2 separate regions of the Homo sapiens genome follow, and region 2 is linked to region 1. The links are chromatin loops, found by intact Hi-C in ENCODE. Cell type or tissue: tibial artery. All regions are shown on one strand. Region 1 overlaps MRPS6 (mitochondrial ribosomal protein S6). Region 2 holds the start of LINC00310 (long intergenic non-protein coding RNA 310).

Region 1 (8,000 bases):
GTGAGGGACTTGGAAAACCTGGGTGAACGAGCGCTTCCTTATAGGATCTCTGCCCACAGTCAGCAGCACAACAGAGGCGGGTAAGTTTCTTCATGAAGTCTTGAAAGACGTTTTTGATAGGCTCAGTAAAGAGTACTGTTCAATTACTATTAGAAGTTCTTAAAATTTCACATTGAGACCCCTGTTGCGCCTAGGTGTCCTTTGGGTACACACTCTGGCAGTCTTGTGTTGCAGATGGGATGTGATATGCTGGCCCTTCGTGGACTATGATCTGAGTTCAAAACTAGGCCATCCTAGGAGCAAAGGGCTTACCAAGTCTAGCTTGTGGAACCTTTTCCTGTCAACCTTAGCACTGTTTTCCCTGACATTTCTTTAACTTTTGCCTTTAAAATACCTTAGTGAACAGTGCTGTCCACAAACATAGTGTATCAGTTTTAAACATATGCGTTGCAAATAACAGAACATGCTGCTTTTGACTGATGTATGTAACCTAAGCCTAATCAACAAAAGAAAAATGGTAATACCTACTCCAAGTAATGATCACAGTTTGGAATTTTGTCTCCTACTGTGTACAGCAGCTTCCTCAAATACATGTCACAGATTTGATTCTGTAGTAATAACTATCTTTGTAGAAGTTCTTGGAGAACAATTTGTAGAATAGATTTGAATCTTCTCATGTTGTAGGATTTCCTAGGAGTGGGTGTTAGAGAAGATGGGAATCAGGTTTTAGCGCGGTAGGAAAAGTCCAAGAGTAGAAGAGTCAGCTCTCTCTGGCACTCAGCAACTCTGTGGCCTCCCCTTCTGTTTCTGGCTTCTTTGGGCACAGAACTCAGGTTATGGGTCTCCCATCTGCATTGCCACAAGGACCCAGCAAGACAGTCTCTGCAGATGTGCTCTGCGACGAGAATGCTGCTTGTAGTTATGTGAGTCGAGCTGTCTTGTGCAGGTACAGTACGTGTGATAGGGCCTGAGTGGAGTCGCGTCTCACATCGAGGCTTTCTTACTGCATTTAAACCTTCTGCCGTGCTGCAAATTTCATCTTTTGATTGCTTCACCTTGTTTTGTGCTAGTGTTCAGCTTCTTGAGAACACCTCTGAAGAGAATGCCTGAGGCGTTGCTAGGCAACAGGAAATGCACAGTGGCTAGGCTTCTTCCACAGTCATAATAACAATGAGGGATGGAGAGCATGTGTGTCTGTCTGTCTGTTTCTTTTAAACTTAATCACAAATGGGTGTGGTTTTAACAGCGCAGTTATGGATCCTTTTGCCTTTTTTGTTGAAAGAGGAGCATATAAAAACTGTCCGAGAGTCATTAGCGCAGTTCTTGGATGGAAGGCAGTGAAGAAGTCAGTTTCTCCACTCATGTAGTACTTCCAGGGGTTTCTGCCCTTTTTTCAAGTAGAGGATTTGACTTTGTTGAGAGTTGGCATGACCAGCATCCTAGGATCTGCACTAACACGTAGCCTGAGTAATGCTGACGTCACTTGTCTGAGGACCAGGCTCAAGAACTGCTGTGTTCACTCAGTTCATTTTCAGACCTCTGTGTGCAGTGGTGGGGGTTGGGGGTGGGTAGCCGTTTCTCTTTATGGGTGGAATAAATTCAGGTCCTGGAGGAGCCCACTGGGACCAAGCCAGAACTGCTGAGAACACTAGCCCTACTTCTGGGTTCCCCCCTGGCAAAGGTGCATGTGCCTCGCTGAGGAATATGTTGCAGTCACTTAGTTCATTGACTTTTAAAGATTTTATTGCTGGTTCTTTTACTTTCAGACTCCTCAACAAACAGAAGCAGTGTTCTGTATTACATATGTGTATTATATATAGACACAGAAAGGTAGTGCCCAGCTGCAGTGGGGGAGGTTCATGCTTTAAGCCTATTTTCTGGGATAAATCAGTGTCTGGTATTTATTTGTTAAAGGTAATGTTTTTTAAAGTGTGGTCTCTGAAACGCTAATTCCGTAGAGATGCTCCATCAAAAAAGGAGAAGTAGGGTGTGTGTGATCAATTAGATGTGGGAAGCCTTACATGATCGAATTCCTTCTAGAGGTTCACAGTGCACATTGGCACATAAATGATGAGAAGCCCTTCAGTAAGATCCGTTCATTAATTCACTGTATTTGATTATGCTACATTTTATTTCTATAATACTCGTGAACATTCTCCACAGTGACTTTTGGGAAATGAGGATGTGAGAGGCAAGTGTAGTTTGAAGTTACCCGAATAAAGATTTGGAATTGGGCGATAACGTTTATGTGTCTGCAGTGTGGAGCTTAAGGTTAGTCTGATATTCTCTTGGCTTCAGGCAGTGGCCCCATAATCACTAACCCTAACCATGGCAGTACCAGGTATTTTGTTCATTTGGCAAATTCTTTATGTGCATTAATCCATAGCCACAGAAAGTGTTAGAAACATGTAATAAGTGGATTATGTACTGGGAGACTTGCTTTTCTGAAGTGGTTGAGAAGAAACAGTGGTTTTATTGGTTACACGTTTAGCATTCAAAGTTTTGGCTCTTTTTGAACAGCCCTAGAGGCTATGACACGTATCCGAAATTACGGCAAGGCGCTGATTTGAAACCTGACAGTGGTGTGCGAGAGCCAGCTTTTGGCTGGCTAATGGAGTGAGCCTAGATGTTTCTGAGAGTCCACATTCTATCATGGTACTGTTGGTATCGTGTGTTTGTTGCTTTTACGTTTTGTGGGGAGAAATGGTATGTCCTAGTGGTGTCCACAGGTCTCAGGTTGATTCTCACAATTGTCGTGGTTCCTGGTCTCAAGGAGTTTTCAGTCTAATCAGAGAGTTGGCTGCATAATGCTAACCTAGGCACCGGCTGAGGGAGTGTGTGTGAAAGTGCCCAGCACAGCAGGAGTAAAGCTAAGCCTGGGGCTGACGGGTAGGTATCTCTGTTCCAATGACTTCACTGTGTATTGGGCAATTGCCTCTACTGTTCTCCCATGCCCAGCCCCCTCCGCCCCCCAAATCAACCGCCTTATCACGTACATGCCCAGTAGGCTGGAAGAAAAGAGTAGGTAAGGGAGAGCCTGTTGCTTTAGGGTTATCTGGGAAATCTGCCCAGAGGAGGAGGAGAGTATACTTTGGAAATGATACCTGATGTTTATTATTATATCAAGACTGTTTCCAGTTTATGCCAAAAATAAAAATATAGTCATTATATTTCAAATATTAGTTTGGTCAGACTCCACTTTAGAAACAGGTTGTGTTCCAGAAATTTGCCTGTAAGTCTGTTGTTTATAACTGAGAACTTATTTTCCCAGTGGAACAACTTGATGGTTAAGTTCCCAGACTAGTCCACAGAGATTTTCTTAATTCATAATCTCTGAAGGTCAGTAGAACTGGGGGAGTCATGCGTGTTCAGCTGAGGACCATTTTAAACCTGTTTTTGAAAATGCAATTCAGTGTTCCCCTTGGCAGCAGAATGGGGCCTGGATTGGGCCACCCTTATCAGGGATTGGGACAATATCTCAGCCCTCTAACTTGTTAACACTAAATAAATCATTGGTGCATGACCTGGAGCTGGGTGGCTCAGAGGCCTGGGAGTCACTCCCAGCTCTGGATTTGCTGGGGTCTCTTTCAGGTCCCCGAGATTACCTCCCCTTTGTGTCTGCACGTGCTCACCCTGACACCCTCATCTGCTCTGCGGGACAGACAAGGTGTTGGTGTGGAAAATTCTTACTGTATTCCTGGGCGTTTGGAAGGGGAAGATGTCATTTATGTTAGAGGGAGCAATGACAGGAGAGGCTCATTTAGACCCGTGCTATAAAGGGGCAGGCATCTTACTGAATGATAGTAACAGTCACCCTTTGCCAGAACCACGTCACTCACTCCAGGGCTGCACGGAGCTTATGGTTCTCGGTTCTCTTTCCACTAGATGGGGCTGAGCTGAGACTGAGAGGAAACTATACAAAAAGTGCGGTCGTATTTCAGCGTTGGGCTTGTGCTGCTTTGTAAAAGGATGCCTCTGCTCTGTTTCTACCGGGTCTGATTTTATGGCAGTGAGATTGGGCTGGCTTCCAAATGCCTGTGTATAAGAACTCTTAAGTAGAAGGTGTTTTTCTTGCCTGTTTTGCCCGTTCTTTGCCTGTTCTCATCTGCTTTAAAATTTGGATAGGTGCTTATAGCAGAGATCTGCTGGCCTACATATAAGATGCCCTTCTATTTACGGGTAAGCAGAATGATAAAAATAACCAGCTCCATGGTGAATCAGTGGAATTTTACTGACTCGCTTCCCAAATGTGTCTGCAGCTTACTCCATGAGCACTGGCACCCTCTCTAGAGGAGATTGATTCTCCTCTGTAGTTTTCCCGTTAGCTAACATTTCCATGTTCTCGTGCCTTTCTGCCAGTGTTCTGACCCCGTTCTCGTGTGTAGGTACTCCACACCAGGTTTTCAGACAGGGCTGCTGTGGCCTTGGAGGTTTCTTTTTAGTGGCAGTGCCCCAAGATTTGTAAGGATTCTGCAGCAGGTTTAGTGTTAGTGGTTTTGAAAATGTATGAGACCCAACAGATATAAAAAGAAATGGGGCTTTTCCATGCAGAGGGTACCTCAGTTTGAAGGTGAATAATTCACTGCCTCGGTGAAGCCTGAATGCAACAAGGTTTAACTGAGACGGTCTAGGAACTGGCATTTAGACAGATCTGTTTCCTATCTTCAAAAAGGCTCAAGGATGCTTCAGGGCTGCAAAGCCCTCCCATCCCCCTCCCCCATCCCCCCACCCACTGTGAGCCACTGAGTGCTTCAGTGGAAATTTCCACTTGTCTGCTAGGGAGAAGGGGAGGGTGAGAGAGAGACAAAGAATGTAACTCAAATTCAAGCAAGCTCTTTTTATGGAAAACTTGTAAATACAGGGTTAAGACAAAAGTGAATAAAGAAAATACAACCTTTACATTTAAGGGCACTGTCAGAAAATACAGTTTTCCCCCTGGACAACTAGGGGAGTCGGGGAAGGGCTGGCAGCACCGGGCAGTCTGCATGGTGACTGAATGGTGGAGGGGCTAGGCCTCTCCAGGGGAGGGGCAGAAGGGACATGAGAGCTGCTGGCTCTCTTACAACCATGCTGCTGTGAATGGAGTGTTTTTGGTGGCATTGTTTTCCAGTATTGGGGCACAGTCTGTCTTGGGGAAGCCATTTCTCTGAGTGTTTTCAGATCTCTAGAGGGTTTGGGCCATGTAGTAGAGAGTTTTGTAGCATGTGAGTGTCTTAAGAAATATAAAGGAGGGCACATTATCACCTGGAAGATCACGTGGGCAAGTTCTACCTAGGAAGAAGTTCACTATTGCTCCAGCTTTCAAACACTGTTATCTGCAGTGAGAAATGCATTAGTGTCCTGAACCTTTCTTGGTTACTTCTTGCCTGGCATCAGTCATCTCCTCACTTCCACTTCTGCAGAGTTAGTGTGGGTCAAAGTTACGTGCTTTTCTATAGAAAAGAGAGATGCTTTTGTGAAGCTGATAGCAACTTCATAGAAGTGGTGATTCTATAATTAGCACCACACATGTAAAAACAAACCTTTAAAATGTAAACACTGCTCGGCTTTGTGTTCAAGGCAATGTTGGTGCTTGCATGGACCCTGGCTACCTGGTAGGCGGAACCATGTCACTTGTGCCATGTAGCACATGGTCGAAGGTGCTGGGAATGTGTAACGTAATTAGATTTTAGACTGTTTTCCCAAAATGAGCTGTGTACTTATTGATTCAATCACCAAGAGTAGAAGTGGAAAATGGAAAACTAGCTATTTGGAGAGCTTTTGTTAAGTAAGAATGTCAGCTTTGGGGCATGTCTAGTCAGTTGCAATGTAGTCAAATCCAGACGTTTGTGCCTTGAGTGAGGAGTTGATCGTGAGTCCACGTGCGTTAGGACTTCTGGTCTTGTGTTTTGATTCTGCCTAGTTTGGCTGGGGAAGAAGCAGACACTGATAGCTCATTGTGGTTGTGGAGTCCTCTTGATTCTCTCTTTTCCCAGGGTCAGGAGGAAGTTGGGGCAGAGGGCTCTAACTCCCCTGGAGACACTGAGCCCCTTTTCTGGTCACCTTCCCTTGAACAGCAGCTCCTCTGATTGTTAGAATGGTTTCTCCATGGCAACCTTCATGAGGATGCAGGGAGCGGGCATCAAGGGAGTTAGTTCCAAGGCCATTTTTTCAGCCTAACTCCCATTTTTGTAGGTCTCTTGTGGACCTGTGCTGTCATGAGAAAGGGATCCTCGCAGGCATCAAAAGCCACCCAGCCCCACCACCCCACACAGGTTGTTTCTAGGCCTGACTTTCTTCATGTGTAAAAATAGAAATGCGGGACTGTACTTGGTGTTGTCATAGCTGTAAAAAGTCTCATTCTCAGTCCTTAGGTCATCTGTAGTTAGCAAAGCCCAGCAGTGAGTCAGGGGTCCTTGCCTGTCATGGACAGTCTCCCACAGGACTGCGGTGGAAGCCTGGGTTTCTGCTCATGCAGCAGCTCGTACAGCCTCTCTGCCCAGCTGGGCTGCATATTCCAGGAGGATGAGACCATGTGTGCCTCATCCATTTAACCTCCTGAGGTTTGTCTGTAGTAGATGCTCATTAACAAGTTAAGTTTGCCCAGATGAATAGGTAAGAAGAAAAGGATATGTACTGGAAGCAACCAGGAATTGGTGAAGGTCATTCCTGTGTGGGAAAACCATAATGGACCATTTATCTGTGTACTTGGGTCACTGAAGCAGGCAGAGATTGACTTTATCCTGGACTTCTGGTCAGTTCTCTTGTGGCCTGGGAGAGACATCTTGGTTCCCTGGGAGAAGAGGTCGGGAGGGGGTTGGTAAGAGGTTCAACTTCGGAGAGTGGCGAATACAGTAAGGTCTGCCTGTCTCGGAGTCACTTCTCACCTTCGCTGTTTTGGTAGCGTTTTCTTTCTGTGGAAACTTCCACGGTGTAATAGGGAGCCATGGGAGTGGAAGCAGTCTTTGCCCACATCAGCCCCGGGCGCATAGCAGCAGGACGACAAGCATGAGATGCCAGTCACCAGCTGTGCATGCCGGCTTGTGCTCGTTTAGTTGGTTGCTGAAGGAGCGTTGTCATGCCTGGTGGCAGGAAGTCAGAGCAGTTAGGAGGGTGAAGGCAAGAGAGGGGTTTTGGTAGCAACAGGGAGCCTCCCGAAGCTAGGAAAGCCCAGTGTTAGGATTTCCAGGTCTTTAACTAGGTTTTCTCTTTATCCTTGAGAATCCTCCAACATGTGGGTACTAGGTAGCAAGAGATACAGTATACAGAGTGGGGAGCTGTGGGGTCTGGAGTCCGGAGCTTGACTCTCACTTTGTGACCTGGGGCCTATCAGTTCCCCTCTGGGCTTCAGTTTGCTCATGTGAAAGGTTTAGGCTGCGTTGTCTTTATGGTCCTTTCCAGCACTTCCAGTCTATGATTCTGTAACCCATTTGGTCCCAAAGCTATCTGTGGTTTCTTGTGTCCTGGAGTCAAAAGACCTGCTCTGTTTGAATCCTGGCAGTGACCACTTCATAGCTGAGTGACCTTGGGCTAATGACTTAACCTTTTTGAGTCTCTCTTCTTAACTACATTAAATTGTACGACTCAAAGGAGGCAACGTGTAGGAAACCACTTTGAAGACTCCTAGAGGAGTATTGTTGCTGGGGAGAGGGCTGCTGGACCCCAACCAACACTCGGCACCACTTTCTCTTCTTCCCTTTCCTCAATTGCCACACGGAGTGGAGCTGCCACTTCTCTTTCATCCTCTTCCTCAAAAGTTGTCTGAAAGCTGTGAAAGTACTTTGAAAATTAGAGTCTTATGAAAGACACTTCTTTTTTAAGTTCAGAAATATGAGGTTTCTGATATATCTGGCTTCCTGTTTCCATCCTTGGGTATTCTTTTTACCCTTATCACATCATAGAATCCAAAAGCTTTGGGTGTATTTCTTAGGATTATTGAGTGAGTGCTGAGTATATGGAGAACACTTTCAGGAGGGCTGGATGAGAATTGATTAGTGGGCAGTTGAGTTGGTTGTTGGCAT
Region 2 (8,000 bases), 55 kb after region 1:
TTTTAAAAAGATGCAAGTTGTCATATGAAAATGGAGGCATTAATTCCTTAACCTATTCCAAAACTTTAGCTCATATTTGCCAAGAAAACAGAATGCGAATGGGAAGCCGTGTTTCTGCTTGAGGCAGTAGGAAGCAGGAGACCAAAAAGTCGTCTTAATGTTAAGCAAAACTTTGAATCAGCATTTAAATTAGATATGCTTTAACGGCTAATGTTATTTGAAAGCTGAATAGCCAATGTCAAAAATAGATTTCCCTTTCTTTCCAAAGTGCAGACGGGGTCCAGAAAGGGGCAAAAATAACCACATGCCTTTCTTGGACTCCTGACTCTTACCACCCAAAGGGTTTTCTTGTGTAGCAACCAACAATTCCTTGGATGGAAACACTGGATAGGCTAGTCATTATTTTGAGATTGAAGGGACTGCAGATTCTTGGCAGACCTCTGTTGTTTTTCTAGAGTTGTAGGCAAGTAGTTGGACAAAAAGCAAGAAGCTGATCGATGTTGCTGGCTTTGGATTCTTTGTGAACAAATGAGACAAGGTGAGTAGCTGCCCTGCTCAACTCCCTCTTCGTTTTGGTGTGGGGCGGGGGTGGGGGTGGGGAGGGAAAGGTTCTGATGACTGCAATCCTGGTGTCGGATCTTGGTCTGTTGGAAAACAACGGGCTCGCCGGCCCCTGTAGGAAGACCTAGGCAATGTCTGCATGCTGCCTGTGCAGCCCATGGAGGGGTTAGAAATAGTAGGATTGCTTGTAGAGAGAGAACAATCACTCAATTGTCAGATTTTTTTTTTTCACTTTTCATCCACACGCTGGGTGGCTTTGTAGCACAGTCGGAGATACTGTGTTGAGGAGCCTTTGCTCATGGCAATGTTTCCTCTGTTCACTTTCTGCTGCTTCTGCATTGGAAAATTCCGTCCTTTAACACTGGGATTATATGTCACCGTTGCTGAAATCATAGACAGAGTCCACTTAATTTGGTGCGAGCATGAGAAATAGCCAGAGAATGGGAGAAGCATAGCATTCCCTTGTATAAAGAGAGGATTGAATAAGGTCAGTGAACCAGAGACAGCAGGTCACAAACCCTCAGAGGGTCATGAAAATGTTCCCTGGTTTCCTGCCTTTGGGAGCAAAACGGATGCCTGTTTAAATTTTTTAAAAAATTATTGAAGATTAGCCATGATACTTGTTTGAGCTGGGTGAGATATTTGAGGGCTCATTATACTAGTTTCTGTACTTTTGCACATTTTTGAAAATTTCAAATGATAAAACATTTTTTACGAAATATTTAAATACCTCCCTGCTTCATCTCAGAACGATTCCAGAGCCCCTGAGTGGGTCCCATGTACGCATGCGTGGCAGTAGGGGCTGCTCAACTGAGCATGCTCGTGATTTGGCCTCAGTCAATTTCACTGTGTGCTGAGCCCCCAACGATGCTAACCCCTGTGCGGTTTCAAATGGCCTTTATTCTTAGCCATATGTTCTTTGGCCCATATCCTAAATGGATCATTTGTTAAAGGCTAGAAACATTAGCAACACAGATGTTGAAATTCATGTTAATAATTCAGTAAATTGCCTCATGATAATCTTCACTTTATCTGAAGATGGCCTTTGTCTCGTCAAAGTCTGCCCCTGGACCTCAGAAACCCAGTGTTACAGAAAGAAAAGACAGGGACAGTTATGTCTAATTTTGGTTTTCATTTATAGAGAACAAATGGTTGTAAAGAAGTGATTACAAATAGCAGCTAGCTGATATTTTAAGCACAAAATATAAGAATTTCAGACATGAGGTCATGAAAGCAATTTTTGATGCCCCAATTCCTGGTTAATTTCAATTTTTATTTTAATCTGAGCACCCAACAGCTGACACAAAATAACTCTTTTATTGACTTCCTCCTTGTATCTGGTGGCCCTGAAATGGTTATCATAAAATTTATTGTGTAGTCACTGTTTCCTAGCTCTTGTGGACACAGAAATGGTAGAAGTTTCTAGAAATGAGGCATGTAGGTACATTGTAAGGTTTATGGGTTTTAGCCACACACTCTTGAAACTTGGTGTTAATCTTCACATTTGATTAAAATTTTAAATATATTGATATTAAAGATTGTAGCTAACATGAAATTTATGTTGACGAAATAGAAAATATTTTGACTATCAGTTTCTACTTTTGCATACACACTATAGTAGATATCTTCTGTGTGTATCTCTCACCTTCTGACCCATCTTCCACACCAGCCATTGCTGGAGCAGCCAGCTTTGCGCAGGTGTAACCAGAAGGTGCCTTGTTTCAGCTGCACTGCGTCTCTCCATTTCTGCCCTGGGCCTCTCTGACACAGTGTCCTGGTATTGAGGCTTGTGCAACCTGGAAGTGTAAGGGAGTCAACATTCTATGAGGAAATTCTTGGCCAAAAGGGGGTGGGAGTCTATAAATTAGTACTCCCTTTTTTCTTCCCCTAGGCTGCAAATTCAGAGGATCCTCCCAGAAGATAAGATGGAGCAGGTCACCACCTTCTTCCCTGCTTCACACCCTCAGGCCCCGACTCTTGTCTGCTGAGATCACTCTCCAAACCAATCTTCCCTTACAAAGCCCTTGTTGCAGGCTATGCTTTCTGAGGGGAACCCAGGCCAAGACACTAAAATGACACACCAACATGAAGACATGAACACAATTGCAAAGGGATTGGTTGGATTGCATATCTCTGTGAATGGGACTCAAGAGAAGTTTGGGAAATGCTGGACCAGATGACCCTTGCAATCATGGTGCACAGAATTAAAACCGTCAAGTTCCCCATCCATCTCTGAGATGGATGAGAATCTGAGTCTTCCACAAGATGCCCAAGACTTGTTAAACCCGTGGAATGTCTTTGGGTATGTGTGACATCAACAAGAAGCAGCAGACAAAACAAAATATTTTCACAAACATTCAGAAATCCCTAAATCTTGTGAGTTGTCGTATCATTTGTAGATATAATTATAAAATGGCACATGATGCTGACCTATTCCAAGGCAATTGTTCATCTCATGGTAGGGTGTAATCTCTGCCTGCAGATTAAGGCAGAAGAGACCAAGGAGGGCTGTTTACTCCTTCATGATCCATCCCAGGGGAGGGTGGGTTTTGGACCAGTTAGGTTATGTGGCTGGCTGCTGAGGATTCTGAACATCTAGTTACCTCCCTGTACCTCTGTCCCATATACTCTAGGCCAGTGGCTCTTCCCTGGATTGGGCCATCTTTTTCTGAAGGCAAATTTTCCACTAGGAGGAAGGTTAGAAATGCCAGTTCTTGAGTTGCACCCCAGATCTTTGGCAGTCTGTTGCGATAGATCTTCCAGGCGACTCTGATGCTGGCTGAAGTTTGAGAACCATTGCCCTTGGCCTGTTCCTGCTCATCCTGGCTTGCAGGCTTTGGAGGCCTTCGCTGTTGATTGATTTACACTCCTCTCCACAGAATGGGCTCAGGAAACAAAAGATTACTTGATTAGCTGGGAGGTGAGAGAAAAGGGGCTGGAACTGTGTAGGCAGCCACGCAGCTTACAAATAGATTATGTTCTGGACTTTGGAAGTCAGCTGTTTGGAATAGAAGCTGTTTTCCTAGGAATGGTAGATAGCTTTTTATGCCAGCACATAAAGGCATATTTAATTCCAAACTTGGCTGAAATACTGCTGCGTCACAATGAAAATGAGCAGATCCCAGTGCTCCTGGAGTATTAGTACCTAATCAAAGCAGAACAGAACAAGAAATGAAACACGGAGATGGTATTTTATGTATGTTAATATTGCTGATCAAAGAAAAAGGTTGATTTGGAGACGAATTAAGAGGTAAATTGGGATATGTCAAGATTCATAAGGAGTTTCTGGCCTTTCTCTAGAATATGATGATACTCATTCATTTAGGCAGACTTTCCTTAACTGTGGTTCTGGATTGTTACCTTTCTTTTTTCTGAAGGCAAATGTCCCACTAGGAGGGAGGTAAAGAATTCTGAGACCAACTGGCATGGGTTGAAAAGGAGAACAGAAAGAGTAATGGAATCAGAGAGAATGCAGGTGTATTTATTAATTAATACGAGCCTCAACGGAGACAAAACTAACATGAGTTGTGAGCAATGAGAGGTGGATGGGCATAGACCGAGGTCAGGATTCTCCTCTGTACTTGGCAAGACAGGAAAGACAGCAGACCTATGTGGAGCACGTGAGCTGGGAGCTGCTGTTCTGGAAACCTTCCCTCCCACTGTATTTGCCTGCCCTTGTCCCTTACACAGTTCCATTTCATGTCACCCGACTTCTTTCCTTTCCCTGGTTACTGATAGGGCAAAAGAAGATGAGCTGGACCAACTCCCTTTTTCTTCCTAGAGATTTGAACTAAGAAACAACCAGATACATTTCAGTCCGTGATGGGAAGAGGTTTGCGGCTGGCTGTGAGCACTTCACACATTCACAAATCACGCACTTCTAGTTGGCTTTCTTGTGATGGCGAAAATACTTTCTTTTTGGTTTCATGATGCATTTATTAACCATTCTATTTTTGTATCATACAAATGATCAGAGCTGACAGTTGAATGGCTGGGTTGGGAGAAGTGTGGTAGCCCTAATGGAATTAATTAATTGAATAATATTGCCTGACAAATGGCTCCATTATACCAAAGAGGGCTTGAGACTTAATTACTGATGTCATTTATCTCTCTATTTGCACCCCAATAATAAGTGACTCATTTCTCATTAATATTGGGTCATCTTCCAAAAGGAAGAAAAGAGGCCAAAATATCAGGCGGGTGGGTGGGGGGTGAAGCAATGTCTTTGTTCCCTATCTCATTATTTTGATAAATCATAACAGACTCCCGTTAATTAGGTGGGCAGGCTTAACTGGCTGACTCCTGTCCAACAATTACCTCAGAAAGGAGCACCACTGGGAACACGTCCTTCCCTTGGGACGACATGAAAGGAAGTCTCTAACAAAAAAGGGGATCGTTCCCTTGGCCACGCTGGGGGCATCACAGTTGTCAAGACACATTTCTAGACGTAAGGGCTGGAGCTGTCTCGGGGACATCGCCTGTGCATGACGGTGATGTCTGTGGGCCTGATGCTGCCTTCCTAATCCAGGGTTGAGCTAATGGTTCTCAGTGCCTTTGAGTCCCCCTGGGAAATGAGAACCTAATTAAGCAGGGGAACAGGTGTAAAGAGAACCTGATTTGATCTGGCCACATTAATTGCTGAGATTGGGCTTGCATTTAGCTGGAAACAGTGAATTAACTACAGCCGGAATACAGCTAATCCCTTGGTTTCGCTGCGACTGTGTATAAAACACACTGGACCTGCTGGGGAACACAAACAAAGAGGGATTTGCAGTGAAGGTAAAACCGCATCCTTGCATGGGAAGGGCTGAGAAACGAGCTTAGCCACAGAGGGTGGCCATGTGGCCCAGACTGGGCGGCTCATTTTCCCTACAAAATTACCAATAGCACTCTCTTTTATTCTCAAAAAATGTTCCAGTTTGGGCAATAAATTAAATGGTTACTTTATTTCAATGAGAATTTTAAGTTGGTTTAAAATATTTTTTTCTTTACCGGAGGAGTGGTATTATAGGTTGAGGAGTTACCGGTTGAATTTTGTCCCCCTCAACAAAGATGTTGAAGTCCTGACCCCCAGTATCTGTGAACGTGACCTTATTTGGAATTGGGGTCTTTGCAGATGATCCAGTTAAGGTGAGGCCATTAAGGGTGAGCCCTCATCCAGGATGACTGGTGGCTTTTAAAAGGGGGGAATTTTGGACACAGTCACAGGGAGGGCACCATATGAAGGTGAAGGCAGAGTCTGCGGCAATGTTTCTATAAGCCAAGGAACCTGAGGATTGCCAGTGACCCCCAGAAGTTAAGGGAGGGGCCTGGAACAGATTCTCCCCCAGAGCCCTCAGAACAAACCCTGCCAACACCTTGATCTCAGACTTCTGGCCTCCAGAACTGTTCAGCAATAAACGTCTGTTGTTTAAGCCACCCTGCCTTTGGCACTTTGTCACGGCGGCCCCAGCAGACTAACTCACGTGGGCACTAGTCTCGAAGCATCTGATAAGGCTCTAATGACTCATGGTTTGTACGGTTCACAGAACTGAGCCGTCTTGATGGCGAAGGCTGGTCGCAGGGTTAGGGAGCAGAGCTGATTAGAGGACCAGTACCAATTTCCCACCTCCTCGGTGCCAAGCTCTGGGAAGAGGGTGACAGAGATGGCCCTGGTTCCTGGCCTCAAGGGGCCAGCAGTCCGGTGGGCAGGCAGCCTGTGCAGGTGACCTTGTACTTCATTAGCTAAACACGAGTATGTATCTATGTACACACACCTGGAAGGGAGGGAAGCTCAATATAGGTGGGGGGCAGGCCTCCCAAGCTGGGCTGAAAAGCATCAGCCTTCCCAGGATGGGACATCTCAGCTGAGACCTGAGAAGAAAGGGCTACCTGGATTTTATTTTATTTTGTTTTCTTATTTTTGAGACAGGATCTCATTCTGTTGCCCAGAGGCTAGAGTACAATGATGCAGTCACGACTCACTGTAGCCTTGACCTCCGTAGGCTCAAGCGATCCTCCTGTCTCAGCCTCCCAGGTAGCTGGAACCACAGGCACACACCACTGTGCCCAGCTAATTTTTGTATTTTTTGTAGAGACGGGGTTTCGCCATGTTGCCCAGGCTGGTCTCAAACTCCTGGGCTCAAGGGATCCACCCACCTCAGCCTCCCAAAAGTGCTGAGATTATAGGTGCAAGGCACAACGCTGGGCTGCTACCTGGATTTTAAAAAGGCAGGAGAAACGGAGAACAAATGTGAAGTTCTGAGGACCAGGAGGGCTGGAGCTTGAAAATTCCAACCCGGGAGCGGAGAGACTGGAGAAGGTTGTTTTCCAATTCGTTTTCTCAGCCTTCATTGCTCGTTTATCGAGCGTGTAGAGCACACTGCCATGCACCAGGACAAAGCCACCGCTTCTGTTGGGAGAACTCACTCACGGCAGGAGAGGAGGCCCCTTGAAGTGAATGGAAAAGCCTTAAATGGGAGAGGGATAGGAGGAATGGACAATGTTCACTCCTGGGTCAGAAGACAGGAGCTCTTTGGTCCCTGACCTCTCTGGTCAATTGTTTGCATGTGGCTAGGCGTGGAGAGGTCATAGGTCACATCCAAAAGTGCTAAATTATTTCTAAGTGTATAATGAGATTCTCTGTCCCTGAAGCCGAATTTTGGTTGCAGCTTGTCAGAGTTTCATTCATAGATATGGCTGGTCAATTGAGAACATTCTAGAGAACACTTTTGTGATGGTTCCTTCCTCTTGAGGTTCTGAGCTCCATATCCTTCCACCTCAGACCCCACATCCAGGACCTACCATCTTGAATTTAAGTTTTTGCCCCTTGGCCCAGAGTCTAAGGAAATTATGAGATCCATAGACCCAATCCATACAGTGCTTTTGCTTTTGAATGCCAGCGTTGGCGTTTCTTGGGTGCTATTTTCAAGGCGGATTTCTAGGTTGGATGTTAAAGTCATCGTTTCTCTTCTCCAGTTGACTTCAATGACCTGTTGCCGGTGGGCCCGGGACAAAAAGTTTTGGGAAGGCAAAACTGGGGTCTGATTTGGTAGGCATGGCATGGATTATGTAAGTGTACAGGTCTGCATTTCAAAATGAAAAATAACAATAATAATTAGGGTTTCTCTGGGCTCCTCATGTCCAAGCCACTCTTGCAAAACCACCTTTGGATGAGCCTGAAGTGTCAGCAAATCAGAAACATGTGGATTTAATTTCCTTTGAAATACACCAGGGGGAGAGGGAGCTGTGGGACTTGGCAACCTGCTTCTTCGGGTTTGCCAAACCCCAAATATCTCACACTCTGTGAGAGCTCTACGCTGGCCCCCAGCAGTCTCGTCTGGCCAGCCCAGCCTCTGCATTTCTTGCTGTACCGTCTAGGTCTCCTCTAACCATGATTCCCTTCTCTGGGTCCATTTCAGCTGCCAGAGGGATGCTAACACCGCCCACGTGCTGCAGCA

What was found. A loop is a pair of places that touch in the nucleus more often than their neighbours do. Peaks named below come from ENCODE experiments on the same cell type or tissue, not always from the same donor. Only the 100,000 strongest peaks of a DNase experiment are listed, where the experiment ranks them.
Region 2: a loop joins it to region 1, with 1.8 times the contacts of the local background. A loop is called at or near these places in 16 of 110 quality-filtered maps.

Annotation. Positions count from the first base shown.
Region 1 is chr21:34,125,401-34,133,400 of GRCh38, forward strand. MRPS6 (mitochondrial ribosomal protein S6) reads left to right here. Exons shown (of 3, transcript NM_032476.4): 2 at 1-80. Among named protein-coding and RNA genes, the nearest start is that of LINC00310, 51 kb to the right of the region's middle. RefSeq lists an enhancer at 4,246-4,790. In tibial artery, a CTCF peak has its summit at 3,882 (motif pointing right); DNase peaks (open chromatin) are centred at 2,926, 3,846 and 6,990; H3K4me3 peaks cover 1,484 bases; H3K27ac peaks cover 8,000 bases.
Region 2 is chr21:34,180,256-34,188,255 of GRCh38, forward strand. It overlaps LINC00310 (long intergenic non-protein coding RNA 310), which reads left to right and starts at 422. Exons shown (of 2, transcript NR_027266.1): 1 at 422-538. In tibial artery, no CTCF peak of the experiment used is centred here; no DNase peak of the experiment used is centred here; H3K4me3 peaks cover 1,510 bases; H3K27ac peaks cover 7,760 bases.